2 separate regions of the Mus musculus genome follow, and region 1 is linked to region 2. A link is a loop called in an ENCODE intact Hi-C map of the cell type or tissue named here. Cell type or tissue: gastrocnemius. All regions are shown on one strand. Region 1 overlaps Gm31012 (a long non-coding RNA gene). Region 2 overlaps Hlcs (holocarboxylase synthetase (biotin- [propriony-Coenzyme A-carboxylase (ATP-hydrolysing)] ligase)).

Region 1 (5,000 bases), 320 kb before region 2:
GGAGTAAATACGTATTTTGTTCAGCTCTTCAAAGAAAAATAACTTCCAACATGCTAAGTTATAATCACTGATACCGATAACAATATCACAACAAAATATTTCCCTTCTTTGTGTGTGTGTGGCATAGATATGTGTGTGTACATACGGATGTTGGTGTATGTATGTGTTCATATGGGTGTGTTCATATGGGTGTCTCCACCAGAGGTCGATGTCAGGAGTCTTTCTTAGTTTCTGAGGCAGGGTCTCTCACTGAACTGGAAGCCCATCTATTCTGCTAAGCTAGCTGGTCAGTGGGCTTCATGGGTCTATTGGTCTCTGCCTTCCAACGTTAGGGAAATAGGTGTGTGTTAGGGGCCCAAAACTTCCATGGAGAAAGCCCAGGGCAACTGCCTGAGTGTTTAATTTCAACATAGAAACAAAACAGGAGGAAAAGAGTCTGTTGTTGACCTGGCCCTGTGTCATGAGAGGGAGCGTGTTAGCAGCCACAGGACTCCTAACTGTAAACAGATGTACCTGGCTCCTAATGAACTCCAGCCTGCGCAGTGGTGGCTCATTATGATGCCACTGGTTTCAGGAATGGTTTTCTTAAACGTTATATATAATTTATACATACACATATGAATAAACACATACACACACATAGACACACACACACATATACATACATACACACCTCACACTAAGTGTTCTCAGGCAGTGAGAGCTGGAAGCAGCTTTTCTTGCCCACTTTGGAACTCTCAGCCCGGATCCTCCAAGAGTCCAAAAGTTTCTGTGAATACATTTCCATACTCCACTCTAAACTTTCTTTCTGATTCTAAGGGTCAGCTTTGAGTTACAGCTGTGAGTTAAAGGTGGTCCAGTGCTAGTTCTTGCCCAAAGAGGCAGAGTATATTACTACATGTCAAAAGCCAGCGTCTATGACGTTCAAATTTCCTTTGTGGAAATGATAGAAGAAGCCAAAGGCAAGGTTCAGCAAGCTACGGGGTGGCTAAGGAAGGGGGTGGTTTTCATATCAAGAGTAGCGTTGTGAAGGCTGGAGGGGTGACTGGGAAGCTCTAAGGCAGTGTCAAGGGAGGAAGACAGGATGGAGCCACTGATCCCTCCTAACGTTCATGCACTTTCTAGGTCATGTCCTGTCAAATGTGTTGTGGGGCTCCCGAGAGATCTGGTGGGAGCAGAGCAGCCACACCGCCTTCCCCTACAAGAACAGCCGGGCATACGGGCCTCCCAGTACACTCCCAGCCACATCTTTTAGGCAGACTGGGCCAGCTGAGGGGTCTAAACCAGCTGCAAGAGGCGATGGGATAGTCTAGTCCTGTAGTGACCTCTTTGGGATGGGGAGGGGCCAGGAAGGAGTGTGGCATTCGAAAGCACCTGGAGTCAGGGTTAGACCTCTGTTGGGTCTGCTGCAGAGCAAGCCTTGTCTGCAGGTGGGCGACATTAGTTGTGCAGGTTTTTGTTTGGCTGAGAGGTGGGACAGATTCTTGCCAGAGAAGTGTTCTCTGGAGACCAGGGGGAGGGCGAAGCTACCTGCCCTGGGGCCTTTCCTCCTGCTAAGCCCTCCATTTGTTTATTTAGAGAACAGGGCCTTTCATCTAAGTAAATATTGAACAAATATTTAAAAACCTCGGGCTTATACAATGTCACAGTAGTGTCCTGCCTCAACCTGGCCCTAGGCACGGCTGCTGTGTTCACTGTTTGTGTCCTGACTCTCAGTGACTAAATAGGAGGGGTTCCTACTGTTCCCACCTGTACAGGTTGGGCACTTCTGGATGTCAGCCACCTTGGGAGGGCCCCCCCCCCCCAGAGAAAGCCTTGCTGATGGAATGTACCTTGGGACTTTAAAGTGAAGGAGATCGTTTGTCTATTTTGTGTAGAATTGGGTGAAGGATAGGATAGACATATGGATCATGCTGACCACAGGGATGCTGGAGTGAGCCTCAGGGGTGGGGGAGGGGAGTAGTTTTTGGCCTCAGAGTAGAGAGGAGTCAAAGATAAGCATCTGCTGAGGGCCCTCATGAGGGGCCCTCATGAGGGAGTGGAGGGAAGGAAGGTCTCTGTTTAATTTGTCCTCACACAGAAAATTGTTGCTCTCTGAAAATGTCCACAGGGGAATGAATGCCTTTAGATGGACACCTTACAAATCCTAACTCAGCTTCCCGGTCCCCTAAAACACCTGTCCCCCCCCCCAAAGTACATGTGTCACCCCTGCTGCCTGAACACATCCCCTGGGCCTCACTGGAGATGTCCATGCCTGCTGGGGCAAGGCATGGAAACACCTAGAATCTAATTTCATCCGGGGTTCAGCTGGGCTCTCTGCTTCCTCATCCTCAAATGTGCCCTTTGTCAAACAAACACAGGACTCTGGGGAGAGTCCCCCACCAGACTGGAAATACCAGAGAGGCAGAGGCCTTCAGAGGCCTTCAGAGGCCTTCAGAGGGAGCTTGGCTCTCCATTTTCTTTCCTTTTGGCCACTTTAGCTTTGAGTAGAAACTGAAATAAGAATTATAATGATACATGTTTATGGATTTTAAGTAATTAATCCCTCGGAGTCCTCTTCTGGGTGAAAAGCTTGCTACCCACCTCATACATCAGGCAAGCAGGAGGCCATATGGCCTGGCTGGGCTGGGTGGTCGCTGGCGTCAGTAGAAGAGTGGAGACTGCGGCTTCAACAGTCTTTGGCTTCTTGGCCTTTGTCCAGATCGCTGGGCCATGCAGCCCCTAGAGAGGTGAGACATGAGAAACTGAAACGGACCAGACCTTAAGCTCTCAGGAACAGTTGCCTCCAGTTAGGAGGGCAGGGCTTAAGGCCCCCACCTGGGTTGCTTCTCTTTGACAGACAGGCTTGGAGAGGACAGAAGCCATTGCGCCCGGAGTTCACCCATCACCCAGTGTCAGTTGCTGCATTCTGTGAAGAAACTCTCCCCGGAACAAAACTCCAAGCAGCTGAATCCCAAGGCACACGGCCTCGTGATCCAACATGGGGGAAGTACTTGCTGAAACACCCACCAAAGGTCCCGGGGCCACTAGTTACAAGGCAGGGTAGGGACATGGCTTTCTTGGTAACGCTGAGCAGGTTGGCCCTACCTGCTTAAGAGCATTCCTTTTATTTTTAAAATTTCCAGTTTATTTGTGAGAGGTTGGTGCACATGTGTATTTTAGCCTTTATGACACTTAACACCTTTAACTCTGTGTTCAATCTTCCTCGGAGGTTGTGTTGCCAGACCAGTCCTTGAACTGGTCCGAAGAGCCAGGTGTAAAACGTGTGCTAGCTCTTTAGGAAGTGTTCACAACCTGGTCCTTAGCAGGCCATCCTGATACACACGTGCAAACAGTAGCAAAACAAACTCAGCTCATAAACTGGGCGTGGTGGCGCACGCCTTTAATCCCAGGACTCGGGAGGCAGAGGCAGGCAGATCTCTGAGTTCGAGGCTAGCCTGGTCTACAAAATGAGTTCCAGGACAGCCAGGGCTACACAGAGAAACCCTGTCAAACAAAACAAAACAAAAACAAAAACAAAAAACCCACCAAAAAACCCTCAAAAACAAAAAACAAAAAACCCCCACAAACTCAGGTCATATACTTCAGACTCCACCATTTGTACCTCTGGCTCCCTCTTCTGGCCCCACAAGTTCTGGAAGACAGCATATTCTCTCTCATTCTCTCTCTCTCTCTCTCTCTCTCTCTCTCTCTCTCTCTTTCTTTTAAAGGTTTAATGTATGTGAGTACACTGCCGCTGTAGCTGTCTTCAGACACACCATAAGAGGGCATCAATCCTATTACAGATGGTTGTAAGTCACCATGTGGTTGCTGGGAATTGAACTCAGGACCGCTGGAAGAAAATGATAGCATTTTCTAAAGACTCATATATAGTCTCCATCACCCAGGCGACTCACAGTGCCCTCAGATGGGAAATAACCAGGTTTTCATGGGATTCTTTCTTATCTGTTTGCAGCAGTATTTTCTGGATACATTAGACTGGGGTGATGGGGTACAGATGAGAAGAGAAAAGAGATCAAACTTGTGCAGAGGTAGGGAAGATGGTAGAGACACAGGGAGACACTTGGAGAGGACCCTCCAAGCCCAGTGGGTGGAGACACCAAGGCTTGGTAAAGGCATCCAGGCTGGACCTCCAACATCAATTGTTTATGGTTTTGCTTTTGTATGTGAGCAGGCGTGGCCAGGGCACCCCGTCAGTGTGTGATACCCAGTTCTATTTGGAAGCTCTACATTTGCCATCTTGCAGAGGGCTCCACCCAAGTCCCTACTAAACATTCACCAAATCTCAATCCCTTACTGCCATGTGTCACCAAATCTCAGTCCCTTACTGCCATGTGTCACCAAATCTCAGTTCCTTACTGCCATGTATTATTGTGCAGATTGCATATGTGGGTGCCCTGGTCCCCCCCATTCAGTTCTAGATCTCTTAGTAGTCCAGAACATTATTTCCATAATCAATATTAATTAGAATGATTGATTTAAAACTCCCCCGTGCAGGCTACTAACTAATTTTAGCTTCTTTTCCATATCTTGGTCTCCTCTCCTTGTGCCTGTTTCCTCTCATCTGGGAGCATCCGCCCTGACTTGCTGGGTGCATCTGGAACCCATGTGTCTCTCTCCTTTGCTCTTACATATGGTAATTTATTATTATTATCATTACTTCAGGAAGCTGGGTAGATTCAGAAGTAGGAGCCACACGGAGACCTGAGGTGACCATCCTCGGTGTTATCAGCAGGATGGAATGGCAACATATGTGTGGAAAGAGATTGCCCTCAAAGCTCGCCCTCATCTTAAAATGGGATGGTGTGTCTGGGCTGATAGCCTCATATTGAAGTAATCTCTCCCAACCCAAAGGTCTAGGATAGGTTCAGTTGTAATCTACTTGACATCTACTTGACATCTACTTGCTATAGTTTGACTGCTCAGAGAAACCTGGCAAGGATTACGAAGAGTGTGCCTGGCATATGGCTGTGTCCCAACGCAACAGTCTGTGAACACCA
Region 2 (5,000 bases):
ATGGAGGGCTGACAGGAAGGCCACCATGTAATGCTAGCCCATAATGTATCTTACATCAAGCGTTCGGCCCGTCAGCCTGACCTTCGCTGGCCCCTGTATGGGTTTATTCATGGAGAAGTAGTGCGGAGGGTTCTGGGTCACCCCAGCAGGAACAGGGCTCCAGTCGTGACTAGTCCAGCAACGCCTTCTGCTCACACGGGTGAGCACCAGTGAGGCACCCACACACCAACCCTGGAGCTCACTAGTAAGCCGGGCAGCCATGACTGTGACATGCCACTCACAGGAGTCAAACAGCCCACTGGCAACGCTACACCCCCTAAACCAGCGGTTCCCAACCCTCCCAATGCTGCGACCCTTTAGTATAGTTCCTCATGCTCTGGTGACCCCCAACCATAAAATTATCTCAATGCCGCTTTATAACTGAAGTTTTGCTACTGTCATGAATCAAAATATAAATATCTGATATGGAGGATATTTGCTACCCAGATTGAGGATGACTGCTCCCAATAATTAAGTCAGATGTCAAATTTCAACCAAGTGTCAGAGTCCAAACAATCAGGTTTTAAGTACATGTGAGAGGCTTCCAAAGTTGATGACACACTAGCTTGTTTTTTTACTTATTAATAACTAGCTTGGCTCAATATGAAAGTAACATACATCTATCATAGACAATTTTGAAAAATATAAAGAAAACTTTGAAGTGTTATTAAATTACATTAAGCTTACCACCAGAATGTGTATGTATGTATGTATGTATATATATATATATATATGTATATGTATATGTATATGTATATGTATATATATATACACACACACATATATATGCATTTGTACATGTGTGTATGTTTGTATATAAGTGTGTTTGTGTGTGTATATGTGTTTGTGTATGTATATGTTTGTTTGTGCATGTATGTATATGTATATGTATGTGTATGTGTATACATGTACACGTGCATATGTGTATGTGTATACACGTGTATGTTTTTGTGTGTACATGTGTGTGCATGTGCTTGTGTGTGCATGTGTGTATACGTATGTGTATACACGTGTATATGTTTTTGTGTGTACATGTGTGTGCATGTGCTTGTGTGTGCATGTGTGTATACGTATGTGTATTGTGTGTGCGTATACATGTGCATATGTCTACACACCGTGGCTCTTCCAGTCTTCTTTTAGTGGACCCAGGTACACAGCATGCGGTGTTGTTGGTTTTCAATATACTGGCCTCAGCTGCAGGCCTGACCTTCCACCTGTCCCTGGGAGGATGGATCAGATGTAAAGACCCATGTCGGAAGGAAGGCAGCGTGGCAAGGGAGCCGCCCCTCAGCAGAGCCCTGCTTTGCCCTGCCTTCCCAGTGGTCTCACCAGTCACCATGGTGGGGCTTTACTAAGGTGGTCCAATGCAGGTCTTGGTGTTCAGGTAGGAAGGGAATTCTCAGCAAATAGCGGACACCAAGGGTCCCCAGTTTCTCTTTGTATCACGGTGGGTGACACAGAAACATGGGGTGGAGGGGATGTCATAAATCTTGCGAGCTTCTTGCCGTCAAGAGCAGCGTCAGGGCTCAACGCTGAGTAAACACAGCTGCTCCTCAGTGGAGGTATTTAGATAATTTCTCTATTTATTTTGTTCTTTCACGTCTTGTACTAGAACGGGACTTAATATTGAATAAATGTTGAATGAATGGATGGATTTTATGAACTGTGGCATTGAAATGACTTCTACAGACCCAAAAGAAAGTGCCACCAATATAGTAGAAAATGTCCAAATTACACTATGTGACACTGATATATGGAGAATAAATTAAATTTCTGAACAGTTACAGTTAGAGGGGGTTTGTAACTCAAGTTGCCTAGCTCAGCAGCGACATCATGTGGTGAGAGCGTGGGTTTCCATGAGCAGAGAGCTTTACAGGAAGCAGGAAGTCTGCACAAACTCCTAAGGCATGCGGCAGGTCCAATGGATGGGAAAGGCCAGGATCCTCCTCCTGTACCTTTCATCCAAGAGAGGTCAATGAGACCTACTGTGCACAGATGCAGGAAGAGAGGTCAGTGAGACCTACTGTGCACAGATGTATGAAGAGAGGTCAGTGAGACCTACTGTGCACAGATGCAGGAAGAGAGGTCAGTGAGACCTACTGTGCACAGATGCAGGAAGGAAAATCAAATTGCCTCTTGGGTTTATAAACTGAGCTGCACAGGAACTTGAAGTGGCAGCCTCAGCATCGGGACAAGGGCAGGGCGAATCTTCTGTCTGCCCCCCGCCCTCCGCCCAAAAAAACCCACCTCTTACTGTTTCTATTTTCAAATAGTTTGGAGAACTTTTGCTCCAAGAAAACACAACACTTGATCAGTACTAGAAAAGGAAAAAACCCTGACCTCTGATCAGAGCGTTGAGAAATAACATCAACAAAGACACACCACGGTCACATGTGTGCTCAGTGCCCTGAATTCTCAACGTGAAACAGAAGTCAGTAAGAATGAAGCAGCCAGGAGGAATGACCATCCTCAGAGCTGACCTCAAGTCCATGAGGGAGACCGGGACCCGGAAAGAATCTCAAAACTATTCTTGCCAAGACTACATGTGTATGCTAGACAGAGCAAACATTGGCTTTCCCCTTTGACAAGAACTTCATCCCGTGGATCGTAAGTGGGTAAGCTAGCATTCCTCCAGCCAGCAAATGCCACCCCCACTGCCACTGGCTGCCACTGGACATTTTAAAGAGTCGAATTCACTCTATCTGCGTGTCTGCACACACATGTGTGCAAGTGAGTGTACATGTGTGTGGACACGTGTAGAACATGTGTGTGGTCACGTGTAGAAGCCACACGTCCTCTCATTTGTTCACCGCTGTATGTACCGAGGCGGGGTCTCTTGCTGAGCCCAGAGCTAGACAATCTGGCTCGTCAGCTTGCAGAGAGGCCCACCTCCACTCCCCACAGGCTGCAACTGCAGGCAGGCTGCTGTACCTATCCAGCTTTTTATGCAGATGTTGAGGGCACCAAGTAAGGCCCCATTGCGAAGACATCCAGAGCTTGTCCACAGTGTGTCCTCCTCAGTGCAAGAGCTGAGAGACTAAATACCCATTGCTCTTCAGGCAAAAAACTGCAGCTTAGGTATTTTAGCTGTACATGTTCTACCTAAAGAGTAGAACCTTCCCAGGAAAAGAAAACCCAAGGCTATCTTTCCTCTTCATTTCTCTGCTGTGGTCAAAAGGCCTACAGTCAGGCCTGGGAAAAGGGCAAGCAGACCAGGGGCAAGCCAGCCAGCGTTGCCCTCTGACCACTCAGGCTGCAAGCTTGCAGGGATCACACACTTAACCCCATCTCCAGTTCAATCCTCAATGCTCAGGAGAGGAAGGAAGGAGAGGGCCTAGGAGGCTGACGGTCATATTCCACTGAAGACAGGTGGCCTTGGCCCACACGGACAAGAACCTAAAGCTCTGAGGACTGCTGGCTCTACTTGGTAATTTTATGCCATAAATCACAGTCATAAGTTTTGCCATATGAACTGAACATGAAACAGCAATGAGTAACTTGGAGTTGGAATTCCTATGATGAAGACACAAACAAAAGCCATATGATTAATGCATTAGAAATGGTGCGAACTGCGGAGCCGGGCTTGGTGGCTCACATCTGCTGAGGCAGGAAGATCCCTGCAGGCTTAAAGGTGGCCCCTGCTACAGAGTGTGTTCCAGGCCGGTGTGGGCCAGTGAAAACTTGCCTCAAAAAAAAAAAAATGTTTAGAAATTAGATAATGAAATGTAATAAAAGAATGGTTTTTAAAGGACAAAAGAGCATCCTGTGTTGATATTAATTTTTCAATTGGAAGCATTTCCTTCCATTTCTTAGCCTAGATTCCGGGAACTTATTAAGCACATCATGTTTTCTTAACCCAATACACCTCTTAACAATCCAACCATCGCTGCATTAACTCGCTGCATTATCGTTTAAACTGCAGTGCTTACACAAGTCTCCCATGCTGCCTCCTTTGGTCCTCACACAATCCTCTCGGATCGTCATCTGTCTCTCTCTCCGTCAGTACGGTGCACCCACACAATGCCAAGCTCTGATCCACACAAACCAAGCTCGCCCAGGGGCAGCAACCAACCCAGAAGGCAGCGTCTCCCCTTTCCACAGTGCAGGCATGAAGGGTGGATTTTGCTCTTTTCAAGCGAAGCAGGTGGGTTCGGTGTGTGGCATCCCCTGGCCACCGAGCTTTTGCTGTATGTTAACATCACTAACCCCACAGACTGGCCTGCTGCTGGCTGAGAACTGAAAGAGCTCTGCAAAATCATTTGTCACTATGAATAAGAAATTGACAGCATGTCACCACGACGGGATTAGTAGGAACACACACCTGGAGAATCTGGCAGGCTGCCCAAAACCAGGTATCCCTCACAGACCAGCGATGAATACAGGTGGGAGGTGGACTCCGGAAACACTGCCAACACTTCCGTTTTCCTTTTAGACACGAGTGGCAAACATAACACCTAAAGCCTTCTAGACATCAGCACACAGAAGTAGTGATTTCCCGCCTACTGAGGAAAACCCAGATCAAAACAACTGGTTTCGATCCCAACTGATGGCAGAATCCACATCAGTCATGCTCAGGGAACTGGTTCCTGCGCCCCTTCCCACCGACGCCAAAAGCCAGAATCTCAAGTCTTATACAGAACAGCGCAGCATTGGCACATGGTCTCTGCATGTCCTCCTATAGACTTTAAGCAATCTCTAGGAGGCTAGAAACACGTCCTATGTTGCAAACGCTGTGTGAATACTTGCTACGCTGTACTGGGTATTGCTCAGGTAACGACAAGAAAAATAGTCCGTGCATGTTCAGGAGAGGCAGGATTTTTTTTTTTTTAGCATGTGTGTGATGTGTGTGTGTGTGTGTGTGTGTGCTGTGTTGTATGTGTGTGATGTGTTATGTACATATACACGTCTGTGTGTGTTCATAAAAGTCAGGGTAAGCATGCACCAAGGCACACACATGTCAG

The links. A loop is a pair of places that touch in the nucleus more often than their neighbours do. Peaks named below come from ENCODE experiments on the same cell type or tissue, not always from the same donor. Only the 100,000 strongest peaks of a DNase experiment are listed, where the experiment ranks them.
Region 1: a loop joins it to region 2, with 2.3 times the contacts of the local background. A loop is called at or near these places in 26 of 42 quality-filtered maps.

What each region holds. Positions count from the first base shown.
Region 1 is chr16:93,939,685-93,944,684 of GRCm38, forward strand. All of the region lies in intron 1 of Gm31012 (a long non-coding RNA gene), which reads left to right. It also overlaps a transcript of Cldn14 not described here. Among named protein-coding and RNA genes, the nearest start is that of Cldn14, 13 kb to the left of the region's middle. In gastrocnemius, no CTCF peak of the experiment used is centred here; a DNase peak (open chromatin) is centred at 2,698.
Region 2 is chr16:94,257,059-94,262,058 of GRCm38, forward strand. The region is part of intron 5 of Hlcs (holocarboxylase synthetase (biotin- [propriony-Coenzyme A-carboxylase (ATP-hydrolysing)] ligase)); the gene reads right to left. Among named protein-coding and RNA genes, the nearest start is that of Hlcs, 31 kb to the right of the region's middle. In gastrocnemius, a CTCF peak has its summit at 1,877; DNase peaks (open chromatin) are centred at 1,881 and 4,390.